Linked DNA regions of Mus musculus: region 1 is linked to region 2. Evidence: chromatin loops called from intact Hi-C (ENCODE). Cell type or tissue: left cerebral cortex. All regions are shown on one strand.

Region 1 (8,000 bases), 79 kb before region 2:
GAGTCCCCAGGAAAAGTTAGACAGTGTGGACAAATCCCCAAATCCCAGCACCTAAAGGCCTCCCACAGCCCCTGCAGCATGCTTACCATGGGCCAGGCTAAGTCCTTCAGTCACAGTTTTGCTTCACCCTTCATGACAACACCGGCTTCTGAGTGGCTTTGTGAGTGCCCAGCCCCAGAACCACACTTGAGTCCTGGGCAGCTGACCTCCTCCCTACCTGCACCTTGTGTGCTGGGATAGGCTATAATACCCCAGGGACCACCCACTGACTGGGGTTACATTTCACTGGTGAGTCACTGAGATAAGCCTAAAATAACCAAGAGCATAGTGAGAAAGAGCCCCGGCTTGGACTGGCCACAACTGCCTCTCAAAGAAAGGGGCAGAATCTCCAGACATGGCCAGTGTATTTAGGGAGAAGTCAGCTGGTCCTAGACATATGATTTGAGTAGACCTCAGATTGTGCCCAGGGAATAAACATTGTATCATCACAGTGAGAGTTGCATTGTTAGAAACAGTCACTTCGTTGTAGCGAGGATACACAGGGATCGTTTGTGTTTATTCTGCCCCTTCCTCACGAAGTGTGGTAACTGTGCATACCTTAGGCTGGGGAGTCCTGTGGCTGGGCCGGGCGGGGAAGACATACATGAAAAGGCTGTGGTCCTGGGGTCAGATAGAGGCAAGAGTGGCCAAGTGAAAAGGCTGAGCTCTGACTCATTTCAATGACTGCATTTTCATTCTCTGCTGATCAACTGTCAGCTTGTAAGGGGAAAACGCCCGGGTCACACACAGTTCTTCAGTTATTAGAAACGCTCTGTGGTTCCCCAGATCCTTGGCCATTGATACTGGCATGAACTGAAACACTAGAGGCTGTTTCCCTGCTAGCAGCCTCATTTGGTTTTGATTAGGTGAGCGAGTGAGGAGGGGAAAGACAGGAATCTCTATCAGCCCGAGGCACTGATGGGTGGAGGCTACAGAAGCTGCATCTCTGGCCCAGGGCTAGAATGCGGATATTCAGGAGATCAATACTCTCCGTTCTGCTACCTCTTCTCATGTGCTGGAACCTGCATCCTCTGTCGGGACCTGGAGTTGCGCTTCAACAGTCTCCTAGAGGGACGGCTTAGGCTGGGTCCCACTCATAGATGGGGAGACCCTCCAAGTAGAACCAGTGACTTCTGGCCACTGTCTCAGCTTGGCCCTGGCCTCAGCTCTGATTGGAAAATACCAGCTACGCTACAGATGTCTCCTGTGGTGATGCAGAAGACTGTCCATCCCTGGTTTCACCATCACACCTAAACCTCTTGCCACCGGCTGTCATGCCCCGCATGGTATTTGGCTGGTCTCCCCAGCAAGTGTTGTACAGGTTAAGAGAATGCATTGTGTCCTCTCTAGAAAGAGGTGAAGAGCATCAGGCTCTGGGCTGCATGTAGAGAATACAAGACGGAGGAAATGTGTGCTCCAACTTTTAAAATACATGTGTATTAAAATGTGTCCATCATCCTGGCCATTTTTAATTACTCAGTTTAGTGGCATTAAACCCAGCCAAGTGGCTGTGACTTTGTCACCACCATCCACCATCAGGACCTTTTCCTCTTTCCAAACTAAAGCTCTGCACTGGTTAAACCCAAACCCTCATCTCCCCCCCCCCCCCGACCCAGACCCCTGGCGAGTTCCATTCTTCCTTGCATTTCCACAAATTTAACTCCTCTAGCAGTTTCATATCAATGTTTCCCCTTTTTGACTGTCCTATAGCTTGGGTCACAAGGACCTCAAGTTTCATCCATGCTGTTATGTAGCATGGGCAAGAATTTCCTTCCTTTCATGGCCCAGTAGCATCCTACTGCTTGCTACATTTTGCTTATCAGTCTGGCCGCTGACCGATGTGTGTGTGTGTATGGCTTTCGTCTTTGGTTATTGTAAGTAATGCTGCTATGTACCTTTGGGAGGGGACCAGGGTGGCCATCACAGACTCCCGCCTGCAGCTTGTTTGGGTATGCCCTCAGCTGTAGTACATAGTAAGCCCACCTTTAATCCAGAGGAGTGGTTTTACTGTTCTCCAAGGCAGCTGCTCTGCTTGATAATCTCATCGTGACTGTGGATGCTGGTTTAAAAGTTACAGACAGGTGCAGCGGGGAGACTTTAACCAACCTGGGTTTCGAGGAGGTCCACATCCTCAGAAGGACAGGACAGGAGCACTTACCTTTAGTTTTTCTATCTTCTTCAGATCTCTACCTTATTAGCTAAAATTAAAGGTGGCATCTCGTTAGGGTAACGGCGCAAAACGTGAACCTGGCCACAGCAGCGCTCAGGGGCCTGTAATCACAGCCCTGCAGCCAGAGTGACTAGGCTTCCCTGCGCCAAGGGAGCAAAATGGTACTGTGAGAGTGTGTGGACCTGGCAGAAGCTGCGTGGCCCAGTGTTCCTTTAGGGCATGTTAGTGTTCTCTCTCTCTCTCTCTCTCTCTCTCTCTCTCTCTCTCTCTCTCTCTCTCTCTCTCTCTGCCTTTCTCTGCTTCTACTACCCTCTTAACTTCCCTTCTCATGCCCTGAATAAACTCTGTTTTATAAATAAAAAAAAAAAAGAAAGTCAGCTGAGAGACGTTAATAGATTTATTGAAGCTGGTTGGTGTGAAGGTCCTATTTCAACCATCCCTCTTGACAGATGAAGGAGAGAGAGGTCACCTGGATTGTTTGGGGAGCCCGAGTTCATCTCTGGCACCCTGACTGTGTGGTCTTCATGCCCTCATTTGTCCTTCTTTGGAAGGAGGGTGTGCGTGTAGTGGACTTGAGGACATGGATAGTACATGCTTACACATGTATGAAGCAGCACAGAGGTTATGCATGTTTCTCCATGAAGGAGTTAACAAAGGCCCACTGATGTCCTTTAGAAACACTCCTGTTTGCATGCCCACTCCCTGGGTTGGTGGGTCCGGGGTGTGTGGCAAAGAGCTCAATGCCTTGGCCTCCCCTTCCTTATGACTGTCATAATGATGTTGTGAGGGAAAGGCCAGCATCCAACAGCTTACTGGGGCTACAAACTGCAGACTGAGCTGAGTCCTGTCTCCTGGATTTGATTCTATTTTTGTGAAAACAGTTGTGACATCATTAGCCATTTTTGAAGTGTACAGCAGCAGCGGTCCCAGGATGCCACACACGCCTCACACAGCTTACATTTTACAGACTTTAAGCTTACTGCAGAAAGCACTTTTAAATCACTGGTCACGTTCCCTGTCCCCACCCCCCTCCACCACCACTAATCTAGCGGGGAGAGTCACCCATCACTCGTCCATTCTTTCTACTCATGGCCAGAGTTCGTGACTCCTACCCCTCTGTCCCTTGGAACACAGGCTAGACATCATGCCAAGCAGGAAACCCATTTTAAAGTACAGAGCCTACTTCTTATGTAACAGAGATGCACAAAGCAATTAAAGTATCCTAATATCTATCATTTTTCTTTATTTCAGGTTTATCTGAATCTAGCAGGAAGGAAAATGACTTCCTGTTTCCTGAAGTAAAGCGCCAAGCACGTTCACCAATCCACTGGCACTGACAATAAGATTTTTTTGTTCTTTGCATATGCAGCAAGCCCATGCAACGGCCCCAATGTAAGACTGGATATCTGACAATATTAGAAAACACAAGGAAACCAAAATGTCCCAGAAGAATCCTGATGATAGGCTGACAGGGTGTAGCTAGGTCACTCCTGCCAGACTGGGCCTTGGAAACTGTGGAGCCTGAGGAGAGGGTGTTGTAGAAGCTGTTCTCAGAAGTCAGCTTGCTGAAAACTATTGTGCAAGACCATCTCACTGCAGCCACATGGAGACACAGCAGTGGCCAGGGCTGTGTGATAAACACCCCTCTGTTACCTGTGACCTGTGGCCTCTGACCTGTGGCTGAGGTAGCCATGAAGCATCTGGCATCTGTCCAGCACTTTCCAGTCAGTCAGACACCTTTCCCTCACATCATCTCATATGCAGCTGAGTTTCCATCCTTTATCTGTGGTTCACAGAAGGGATGCTACACTACAAACCACAGACAGGCTCGGTAATGCGGGCACACTTGGGACCAAACTTCCCTGCGTGGGGGCTCTGTCCTGTCTGCTGAGATTTCTGCTTCTTGTCTCATCTTCCTAATAAACAAAACAGTCTTTGCCCCAAACTCCAGGCCAGCCAGAAGGTGTCCATCTTCATCCCACCCCACCCCACCTCACTCTATCCCGCCCCATCCTAGCCCTTCCCATCTACCATCACATTGGATTCCAGCATCCCATCCCAGCCTACTACTGCCTACAGAAGCCAGGAGGCTGCAGGCCACTCAAGAGGCTATTATCTATAGCTTCATTCCCCTTTCTGGATAGTCTCAGCTGTTTACAGACATCATGGAAAGACTTCATATTTCTGAAGTGTAGCTCCCTCAGTCACCTACTACGGCAGGCAGCATGTGAGAGGAAGTGACTTGTGTCGTCTCATGTGGGTGCACAGTGTGCCAGTGTTTCCTTCCCCTTGCCAAGGGCACACACATGAGTAATATACTGGAGGAGCCTGCCTGCTACCAGCTCACACCTCAGTCCCTGCCTCTCCCCTTCTTCCCTCAGCCCACTCAGCTGGCCCAGCCTGCTCATCCCACACCTCAAGCTCCCCCTCCAACGCTGCTATGCGCCTGCTCAGTACTCTAACAGTGAGAGATTTGGAAGGCAGAGGTGTCTGCAAAGCTGTCAGGAAGGTTACAGCATCTCCCTTCAGACTGCAGGTGGCCACCATGTGCAGTTTTTTTGTCTAGGAACTCTATCAACATCGTGGTATGGCACCAGAAGGCTCTCCCATAAGGGTAGGGTAGTCATCTGTCCTGGTTTGCCTGGCAACAACTAAGAAATGTGGCCTCTTCCATGTTCCACAGGGAAGTTCTGGACCACTGTCTCTGGATGGACTGACTGATGAGTCACAGTCTGTGTGGGAGCAGTCAGGATGCAGGTTCAGAACAGAGGAGATGTGCCAGAGTACCTGGCCCCACTCCTGGGAGGGGCCCAGGCCTGGGACATGAGCTAGGCTGTCAAGAACAGCTGATTTTCCCTTTACTGATTCACTGTGACAGGTTGTTATAGCTTTCTCCTGGACACACACACACACACACACACACACACACACACACACACACACTCCATCTGCCATCATGCCTCCTAGTCCCTTGGTTAGCCTGCCTCCTCCTCTGCATATGCTTCTAAAGACCCAGGGTTGTCAGCACCCAGGCTCAGTGACACATGGAGGCCACCCATATGCAGGGACAGTCCTGGGCTCCAGGGGAGGGATTCCTGAGTTTGGATGTGGACCTTGTCAAGCCTCCCAGAAAACACAGTGGCCCTGATTGTTGTCACTCCCCCACCACACACACTCACAATAGGATCAACCGTGGATGACCTCTCCCCTCCGATGAATCCAGCACTGGTCAATGAACCATTTATGCACAGTCCTATTTTTAGACCTCTAGGAACAATTCAGAGCCAGAGATCACATGCCTTACAAAACAGATCTCCCTCAATTCTCTTGAAGCGTTCTGCCACATAGTCACCTCCATAGCTTCTAAGCCTCTATGTCAACCATATTTGTTTCCTGATCAGATACTTAAGTGATTGTGAAGGAAATCCCGAGGTGGTGGTAGTGGTGGTGGTCATTGTGGATTGTATGTAGTTCACAAGTTACAACTGCACGGTAATTATAACTAAGGCCTAAGGTCCAGGAGGATGGACCTGTTTCTCATGGGCACCCTGCCCCCTTAGTGCTGGGACATCAGAGAGTGCAGTGGAGGAAGCAACACATGGAAAGCTAGAAGCTCTTCTCCCTCTCTGCCTCCTGCTCAGTAGCACCACATGTCCTGGGGGTGGGGCTCCTCAGCATCACATGTCCTGGGGGTGGGGCTCCTCAGTATCACATGTCCTGGGGGTGGGGCTCCTCAGCACCACATGCCCTGGGGCGGGGCTCTTCAGTACAACCCCTCTTGGGAAGGGCTCCTGAACATCCCACCAAAGAACAAAAGCTTCTTTGGACGCTTCCAATGCCTGTGCATATTCATGTGTTGGCTGCAATCTCAGTATAAATGCAATTTTGCTGTTCACTTGTAAAATAAAAGGTCTTCCAAGACTGTGTGACAGTGAACCCGTGTTACTAAGCACCGCACTTTGTTTCTTAATTGTCTGTTGCTGACATTTAGGTTGGCTGCATCAGTCAGCTCAAAGCATTAGTCAGCTTTCAGTACTGCAATAAAATACCCGGGGCAGTTGATTTAGCTCAGTCTTGGAGGTGTGGGCTGTGGCTTGCATCAGCTCATGTCTGGAGAAGAACTCCTTCTACAGTCACATCAGATTGGAGGAACTTGAGCATGTGTGTGCATGTGTGTGGGAAGTTTACATCTCCCACGGGAAGTTAGGGAGGAGCTGAGATCCCACAGTCCCTTCTGGGGCATATCTTCCTGATGGAAGAACCTCACACTGGGTCCTACTTCCTAAAAGTTCTACCATTTACAAATGGCTCCACCCTGGAAACCAGGCAGTTAATCACAAGGACCCTCAAGGGACATCCAACTCACACCAGTTTTTGTTAACCTGACATAAACTAGAATAATTTGGGAAGAGGGAACCTTCACTGAAACGGTGCCTCCATTAGGCAGTCCTGGAGGCAAGTCTGTGGGGACAGTTTCTTGATTCATGATTGATGTGGGAGGGCCAGGGCCCTCCCCACTGTGGGTGGTGCCACCTCTGGCCTGGTGGTCATGGGTTCTCTAAAAAGGAAGCTGAGCAAGACACGGAGGGCAGCCAGGAAGCGGGCTTTCTTTGGACTTCAGCTCCTGCCTCCAGGTTCCTGCTTGAGTTCCTGCTCTGACTTCCTCCAGTGATAGAGGATGACTGGAATGAGTGAGCCAGTAAACCCTTTCCTCTGGGTCCCACCTCTGGGACCTTTGTAACATACAATTGCTCTGTCTATTTTTGCTGGGATAAACACACTCCATTTATAGGTGCTGCATGGCCCTTAACAGTCGATCTTTTAGTCTTAGACCGTTTGCCTTTCATTTTCTAAGCAAATAATAATAATAATAATAATTGATAATAAACACAGCTGCTGCTTTTACACAGCTCATCAAGCTTATGGAATTCTTAAACGTCTCTTCTGGGTGTCACAGAGATTCCGCATGGGAGCAGGAGAGAGATTCATCATCCACAAGGGATTTGGCCTTCACTCCTCTGCTGTGGCTCCTAGCCTTGGGTGACAGGTATTATGAATTATTTAAGAGGTGACTGAGATCCACGGGCTGGAAGCACGGAAAAGAAAGGCAGGGATTTCACAGTAAGCAAAGGAGATTTTGCTTGACAAAACTGTAATGTGAATGGAAGTTTGCCTCGGCAGAGTGCAAGACGTTCTCTCTGGGGAAGTTGGACGGAAGTAGAGTACCTGACCTAGGTGTTCCTCACTCCAGCTCCCAGCTGGTTCCCAGCATAAGTCTCTTCCCAGGCTCTGTGGTGGTAGGACCTAGGCCTGGTGGCCACAATGGGCACCTCAGTTGTTTCCTAGTGAACCTGGGATGCTGTGCTTCCCTCTGATGTTCTAGGCGAGCTTCCTGTTACTGCCAGGAACAGGGCCATTCCTGTAGTGGGAGAAGATGAGAGGGGCTGGGACTCCCAGTACATCTGATTCTTCTTTTATTCTCCCTTCTTTAGGTCTTGCTATAAAACCTAGATTGGCTTCAATCTTGTGATCCTCCTGCCTCAGGTTTCTGAGAGTTTTAGAGGCTGAAAAAAAAAAAATGGGATAAAAGTAGTCATAAATTAATTTAATAAGAATTATACATTTGTCTCTGATTTATTGCAACAGAACTATACACATTTAAGAAACAGGGACATCACATATGTGTTCCCCAACTCCCCCTTGTTACCCACAAAGACCAAACAGGCATTCTGGGGCATGGACCCATTGCAGTGGGTGGCTTGGATTTGCCCTCTGCGTCTTTGCTCTTGGT
Region 2 (8,000 bases):
TTTAGTTAGCCCACTCCAAGATCTACCCCATTTATGAACTGCTGGAGCTGATAAAGGAGCTGGTCTGGCAGATCCAAACCTCCAAGATCTCCATGACACAGGGCAACAACAGGATATCAGAGAAGAGTCCTAGTGAGGATCCAGGGTTGATAGTATAGCAGAAGCCAGAGGCCTCAAACCAGACCAATGACTGATTACAACAAACATTTGCAAGGTAAAATGTGGAGACAAAAGGGTGTACCATATGACACACACTGTGACATACTACAGTTTCCATGACAAGATGTTTTGTTGTTGTTTTAGTTTGGTTTGGTTTGGTTTTCTTTGGGGGGTGGTTGCAAGGGTGGAGGGCAGATATAAAGGAGTGGGAAATGAGTGGGATTAGGGTGCATGATATGAAATTCTCAAAGAATCAATAAAACATTAAAAATACCTTCTTAGCAAAATTTAATGAACGTAGTCTGATGAAGAAATGAGGAAGACGAAACAAGCAGAGCCACAGATAACACAGCAGGAAGGAAACACGGCTGCAGTGATTCATAAATTCATCAGTAAATTCAAATGCCTCAAGGTCTAAGAAGTATACTCAGGTAAGCTAAAAAGAATGGACCTAATGGACATAATACCTATGGTTCAAGTCGTAAGAAATACTTTAAATTGGTTGCTAGATATAAAAGATTTGCCTGCATCTGTGATGAAAAGAAACTGTCCCCTTACCCTCCTGAGTGGAATTTCTGGTTAGGAGCTTAAATAGAAGTTCAGTAATGCATTTAATACTTAATCAATGTCTGCATTCTCCAGACAGGAAGAATCTTTAACTATACAAATAGTAAATCAGTTGTATAGCTTTGCTTCCTTAATATTGATTGCATCTAACATATGCACGCGCCCGCCCCCCCCCCCAAGTCCCTGGAATTACATCTTTATAGCTGCCACAATAAAATAACATGTTAAGGCTTATCCTCCACACAGATCTGATATTCTCAACAAATGTTCCTGAGGAGTTCGATCTGTGTTGTATTTGGTCTCCATCCTCAGAACAAACCTCTGTATCTCCCTTGGTCTCTACATGCTTCCTAGCTATTTCTTCTACAACACAGGCAATAAAAATGTAAAAGCAGTCATTTTCCATGCAAATTAAAGTATACAAATGGATATTATACAATTAAAAATTATGCTGGGAAACGATGATCAAAACACAATGTGATCAGCCCCCCCCCCCCCAAAGCAACGTGGGTATGTATTACCAGGAGCTTACAAATCTCGGGGTCCCACGTGAGGTCAGCGACGGGGAGTGAGGAGATACGGATCCACTGTGTGTGAATGCAGGTGACTCGGGACAGGTCTAGACTTACTATGGGGGTGACGGGACAAGTCAGAAGGGATATGTCTTATTAAATAAATACTTAGTCTAGTACATTAAAGATGACCTTGATTTTTATCTCTCCTTTTCAAAAATATAGTTAGGTCATTGCAATGAACATTTGAAAGTGAAAGTGTGTGGACAGAGGCAGTATACCATGGCATACATTGTGACATTTTCATTCTTCCATGATGAGATAGTTTTCTATGCTTTGCTTTTGTTTGTTTATTTGTTTGTTTGTGTGTATTGGGAAGGGAGGTAGATTGCAAGAGCAAAGGGCAGATATGCTGGGATGGGGAGGTGTGCAGGACTGGAGAGCGTGATGTGAAACTCACAAAGAACCAATTAAAACTAACCAGTACCCCCGGAGCTTGTGTCTGTAGCTGCATATGTAGCAGAAGATGGCCTAGTCGGCCATCAGTGGAAAGAGAGGCCCCTTGGTCTTGCAAACTTTATATACCTCAGTACGGGGGAACGCCAGGGCCAAGAAGTGGGAGTGGGTGGGTAGGGGAGTGTGTGTGTGGGGGTGAGGGTCTGGGGGACTTTTGGGATAGCATTTGAAATGTAAATGAAGAAAATACCTAATTAAAAAAATAAATTAAAAAAAGTCAAGAGTGTGTGTGTGTGCACATATGTGTAATTAGGTCTTTAACAAATACAACGAGAAAATGGATGAGTAGGTGGAACTTTCTAGGCACACAGCAGTTGCTCCCTGTGACCCAGAAGTTACAGAGGCCTCAAGGGGCCTGCTTTAAGGTGGAACCTTACAGGGATATTCTTATCTAGTGAATCACCACTTAGTGTCGCATGTTAAAATGATGCACATTAATCAATTAGTTTCATTTCCTTGAGTATATCATGAACTGTGAAAAATAAGGGCTATGAGTGACCTATTTTTTTCTTCAGAGCAAGTGGGTTTTTCTTGCTTGACACCATGAAAATGAGAGCTTCGGCACACGGCACACAGTACAGCCAGTGGGTGTCCACATCGCTTTACTCTAGTCACTGCAGCCACAACTGAATAGTTTCAAGACACTCAAGAAATAATTTTTTTAAAGCTCATACTGCTGAGTGGTCAAAAAGCCTACTGCTTATTCTGCGCTCTCCCCGGGCCTTCATATTACCTTTCTCTGTGATTCAGACACAGACTGGAAAAGAGATCAAAAACCTCCCTTTATATTAGTTTCATTTTGCTTCTTAATAGTATAAAGTAAAGCAACATAATTTCTGCTTATTATTTCACAAAAACTTAAATGTCAAACATTGCTTCTTTCATATGCAATTCTTAATGACATCACATATCATTAAGGGCAAAAACAATAAAGTTCTTCATATGTACATACAGTCACGTTACGATTTTTCTGAATAAAAACAAAGCCTCCTCCCCCTTGCACAGATCTTGTAATTATGAACATGAAAGCTTTCTGGAAATAAACTAGACATTCAACCTCAAAGCCTCAAGTCACAACATTTATCAGCAGGATGATTAATCTTTACGAAAGGCAGGAAAACAAGACAGAGCCACCCACTCTGACATTTTCATTTATTTAAAAAAAAAAAACCCAAGCCAGTTTACGAACTGGAAGCATCATTTATAAAAAGTAGATCGTCCACTGAGAGTAAACTCTGATTATATGATTGACAAGATGATTATCTTTCTTCTTTTCTTCACTGAGAAAAGTATGCTGGCATTAGACAGTGGCTCAGTTTTACCCAGAAATCTGATAAACTTTGCTCAGGAACTAGCCAACCTTTAGCAACAAGGAACTTCTTTTTTTTTCCTCTCTCTCCCTTTCTGCTTATTTGAAAAACTATAAACAAGACAGCAAACATTCTAAAGCACAAAACTGGTTCCACTGATCTGCATGCACATGCACATTTTTGCCTACATCCAGCAGGTGGAGCGCGAAGCAAGCAAAAGTTGTAGTGAAGTCAGGAAGGAAGGAAGGAAGGAAGGAAGGAAGGAAGGAAGGAAGGAAGGAAGGAAGGAAGGAAGGAAGGAAGGAAGGAAGGGCCAGCCTCAGGAGAACAGGGTGTGCTTAAGCAGACAGGCTAAGGGAGGGCTGCAGTCGGGAAGAGAAGACAGGAGGCAGAGGTTGGATCAGCAGGAAGTGATCCCTTGCAGTTAGGATCAGGGTTGCTCTCAGCAGTGCCTCAAGGTTTCTTCCGTCAGGAGTCAATGGGGAAGATTCTTAGATTTAGGTTTGACTTTTTTCTCCTGATTGTCTTGCCTGACCTTTGAACAGACTTTTAGAACAGGGTTAAGTTAACCAGTTCAACCATCAGACAGTTTTGCTCCTGAGTAAAGCAGTGTTACATTAACAATTTAAAGTGAGGAAGGAAATCATTCTCAGATGGGTAGGGTGAAGAGTGAGCATGGGGCCTGGGGAACTGGGGTACAGGGAGGCAAGAGGTGCTGAGACGATAATGTGGCAAAGCGCTGGACTTGCCTACTAACTACAAAGCACTTACCTGTGTTATTTTCTCTATTCCCTGGAAGTTGTGTTTTTCAAAATGTTCTGCTATGTTTAGGAAGGTGTGACGTTCTAAATAGCAGCAATTACTCAGGACTATCAAAAGCCTCTGCTCCTGTAATTCAAACAGACCATAACAAACTTAGACAGTACTGGTGAATTTAAGAGATAATCCTGATCTTGTATTAAGTACAGTGATAGGCTTCTGCCCTTTAACATCAATATCCTATGCCTTGGTTTTCTTGGCTGTGTCCTAAAATTAACACACAGAGAAGCATAACACTGAGGATTTAAACAGGGATTTGGGGTAGAAACTCAACAGTGAAACCTTTTCTGGAATGCTCAAGGCTCTGTGTCCTACTTCCAATATCCTCCAAAGGAAGAGTCAAATGTTCCATTTAACATTTTATGTACACAAAGGCCAAACAAGTTGATATTATGAATAACTACATAAAGTGTAGGAACTATTAGAAAATGGTTTATGAATCATCCACAACTTGAGAGAACATTTTAATGCCATACTATCTATCTGAAGGGCTCCTTGTTCCTTCCTTGGCCCAGTGTCCTGGGGCCCAGTCCCATCCCATGTCCATGCCAGCCTCCCCAAAAGACAGGGAGAGGGGAAGAATGCCTCCTGCTGTTACAGTCTTCAAGGCTCTGTCCACCTAAACAATTCCTTACAAAATTGTTAGACTATAATTGTAGTCTAATGAATACAGTGGATTTTTACAGTTCAGAAGAACTCTATCTGTAAATAAAATTCTAGGAATGGCCCCTGCTCTGCTGCTGCTGTGGTTCACTTCAGGGCAGCCTGGGCCTGAGCTCCTATAAGTGGGAGGCATTCTCTGGAATGGTGACTCATCCAGGGCCCTCAGTGGAGATCCTTGACTAAAACTAAGGCAAAACCACTTTCCAGGAACAGTTCTCACCCACACTTGGTTACTCTTTCTGTGCAGAATCAGAGTAACTTACAGTTAAGTACTCCAGGGGAGAAAATGCAGAAAAACAGAGGTTCTTGCTCTTTGAGGTGTGGGGACTAAAGGATGAACTAAAGTCTCTAAAGTCAATAAGCAAGCAAATCCATCTTCTGGTAATTATATATCTCCCCACTTCTTCATTACAAGTGCCTGTCATTATTTTCAGCACAAAAAGCCAGGCGTGGTGGTGCATGCCTTTAATCCCAGCACTTGGGAGGCAGAGGCAGGTGGATTTCTGAGTTCGAGGCCAGCCTGGTCTACAAAGTGAATTCCAGGACAGCCAGGGCTATACAGAGAAACCTTGTCTCAAAAAACCAATTATATATATATGTACATATGTACGCCTGGCTTTTTGGTCATCAACAGGCATATATAAAGCCTACAACACCATTAAATAGCCCAGAAAAACAGAAGGCTGCTGCTAGGGGCCCTGAAATAACTTTTAGATAGGAAATGGAATATAAAAAAGGCCAGAGGAAGTCATACTGTAAATGACATTATTTTTCTAAAGTGAATATATGGCAGAATGGCAGAGAAACTAAGCTAGCTGGGCATGTGAGGCCATCTTCCCTTCTGCTACCTTCTGTTTTATCCTAACACATTCTTCTCATAGTGCAGGAAGTAAATGACTTTGCAGCAGCTACTCCAAACACACAGAACCCCCTCAATGTCTCAAGTGGCTTCAAGCCTGTCCTTTACCAGTCTTTCATTTAGGATTAAGACTTCCATTCTAGTTGATTGAGTGTGCAAGTCTATCCTGCCCTGTTCCCCCACTGTGCTGACTTGGTTTCTCCATTACAAGACTTCTGGACCCTCTTCAAAGTGAGAACTACTTCAGTAATCTAAAGACTAACTCTCAGCAAGTACATTTTGTTTGTGTATGTTATATTGAACATTACATGAAAGTGGGAAGAAAACAGAATAACAAGAATCTAATTCTTAAACTTAGATGGTTAATCTGAAGTTTGTTTGTACCTGGTATAGAGATGTACATTTGACCATAATAGTCTCTGTATATGAAGGAATGAGTCTTATGTAGTACTTCTCTGTACTCCTAGTCAGCACCAGCAATGAACCCTTGAGACTGTGAATAAAGTCTTCTGACTCAAAATCTAGATCTTTTTCAATGTTATCCATTTCCTTCTGAATAATACAACCCTGAGAGGATCTGGGTCCTCTCAGAACACAAGTCAGATCTGATGAGATCCCTCCACTAGGGAAGAACACAGGCACAGATTTTGGAAACAAAGGAACATAACTTGGGAAGTGATGGACAGGTAAGCTGTTGTGAGGAGTGAAAGTGAAAACCCTGGGAGACCGCTGACAACCTGGTGCACCTCCGCACCTCTTGGGAGATGGACATGGAACCACCTTGCTCTCCTCTCTAACTAGAGAAAGATGGGAGGCTTGGAGTAGCCCTCCAAGTCAGGGTGCACACAAATCAGCTAGGACATGGCTGATGGGTTACACAGCGTTTGCTGGGAGCTGGGAAGGGAACAAAGATCAGAACGGTCACTGTGCATTAATAAGGCTCCTTCTGAGAGACCAAGAAAACAAAAGCATAGTTGGGACAGGTGGCTGGTACAGTCTGAGTTTCAAAGGCTCCTTCCTTCAGGTCCATCTCCTCTACCCCACTTTCTTCCTAGATTCACATGGAACAGCTATTTCAATCCACTTCATGGCTTCCCTTAGCTCTTGACACTTGTTCTTACTGTGTTTTGTTTTGTTTTGTTTTTGTTTCCTATAAGCTAGAGTTATCTGGGAAAAGGAACCTCAATTGAGAAAATGCCTCTATCAGATTGCTTACAGGGATTTGGTTTTGGCTTTGTCATATAACCTATGTTCAAATAAAAGAGGGGACTGGGAGGAAAAAAGAAGGCTGGAAGGGCAAATGCCAGGAAGGAAATGTCATGCCTTCTGCTTCCCCACCTGTCCATCCAGGCAACTCTGCAGCAGCAGGAAACAGCCGAGGCACTTTTAACACTCAAGATGCAGGTGCTGTATTGCGTCTGTTTACGTAACCCCAAAATGTATACTGCAGTCACCACAGTGGCCATCTTAACATGGGATGATGTTTCTGGCTCAAGTGACTTAAGCTGACTACCACAGCCACTCCCTTTAGCATGATACACTTCATTCTCTGTGCTTGCCATTTTACTTACTGAAGTCAAACTGAAGTCTTCATGGATGCTTCCAAACAAATCAGGAGAAGAAACATCAACAGAAAGACTAAAGGCAGAAGAGGCAAAACAACAGTCATAATTAAAACTCACACAAAACCAATAACTCCAAATGTTTTGATGAAAATGGCTGTATAACTCTGTAGATTTTCTTTGTACTTAATTATTATTATCATAAAAAAGCACTAAGGACTATCTTTTATTCTGAGCCATATAAAACTTATTTGGGGGCATTCTCAATACTCAACTGACTGCATTATGTTTAAAAATAAACTACTAAATGCCAAAAAACCAAATAATACTCATATAATTAAAATGTTTTTGCCTATCAGAATTCCCAGGGGAAGATTTGAAACCCACTTTCAGATTTGAAACCTACTTAAAGGTGAGCTAAGAAATTAGTTTATAACTCAAAAGCAATCAAAAACATAATAAGATCTAAGGGGAGAACAGACTAGCTAACCCATTAATTAATTACCAATTTAACAGAATCATAAGTAACACCTTAACAGAATTTTTCGTTAACTTGATTGACTTGAATTCGTATGTAAGTCTAACATGATGAAATAGCAAATAATATGCTAAAATAGAAAAAAATAGAAATAAAATAAAAAGATACCGATCTAGAAAGAGTTGAAATATAAACAAATGGTAATTAAAATAGCACTAACTGAAATAAAGTATATTTGAATAAATATGGCAGAAGAGAAAGTTCAGAAATGCCTGCAATACGCCTTAGAATGTGTATGAAACAGGAATTTTAGCAAAGTAACAAGAAAAGATTGATTGGGATAATAAGTCTCATAAAAAAAAAGTCAAGTCAAAGAAGACCTGGGAAAGGGGAACAAGGTCAGGTAGGGGTGTGGGGTGTGGTAGGGGATGGGGGGACCCTCTAGAAAATGCCAGAGACTCAGGAGATGAGAGGCTCTAAGGACCCAATGGGGATGACCTTAGCCAAAATACCCAACATTGAGGAGAGGGAATTCGAAGAATCCACCTCCAATAG

What was found. Peaks named below come from ENCODE experiments on the same cell type or tissue, not always from the same donor. Only the 100,000 strongest peaks of a DNase experiment are listed, where the experiment ranks them.
Region 1: it touches region 2 in a loop (2.7-fold over the local background); 2 of 42 quality-filtered maps call a loop at or near these places.

The regions. Positions count from the first base shown.
Region 1 is chr13:30,781,850-30,789,849 of GRCm38, forward strand. It overlaps a transcript of Exoc2 not described here. Among named protein-coding and RNA genes, the nearest start is that of Irf4, 37 kb to the left of the region's middle. In left cerebral cortex, no CTCF peak of the experiment used is centred here; DNase peaks (open chromatin) are centred at 3,071, 3,642, 4,047, 4,687 and 1 more place; H3K27ac peaks cover 1,725 bases.
Region 2 is chr13:30,860,996-30,868,995 of GRCm38, forward strand. Exoc2 (exocyst complex component 2) reads right to left here. Exons shown (of 28, transcript NM_025588.2): 21 at 6,977-7,043; 22 at 3,836-3,952. Among named protein-coding and RNA genes, the nearest start is that of Hus1b, 83 kb to the right of the region's middle. In left cerebral cortex, a CTCF peak has its summit at 3,242 (motif pointing right); DNase peaks (open chromatin) are centred at 3,259 and 4,715; H3K27ac peaks cover 678 bases.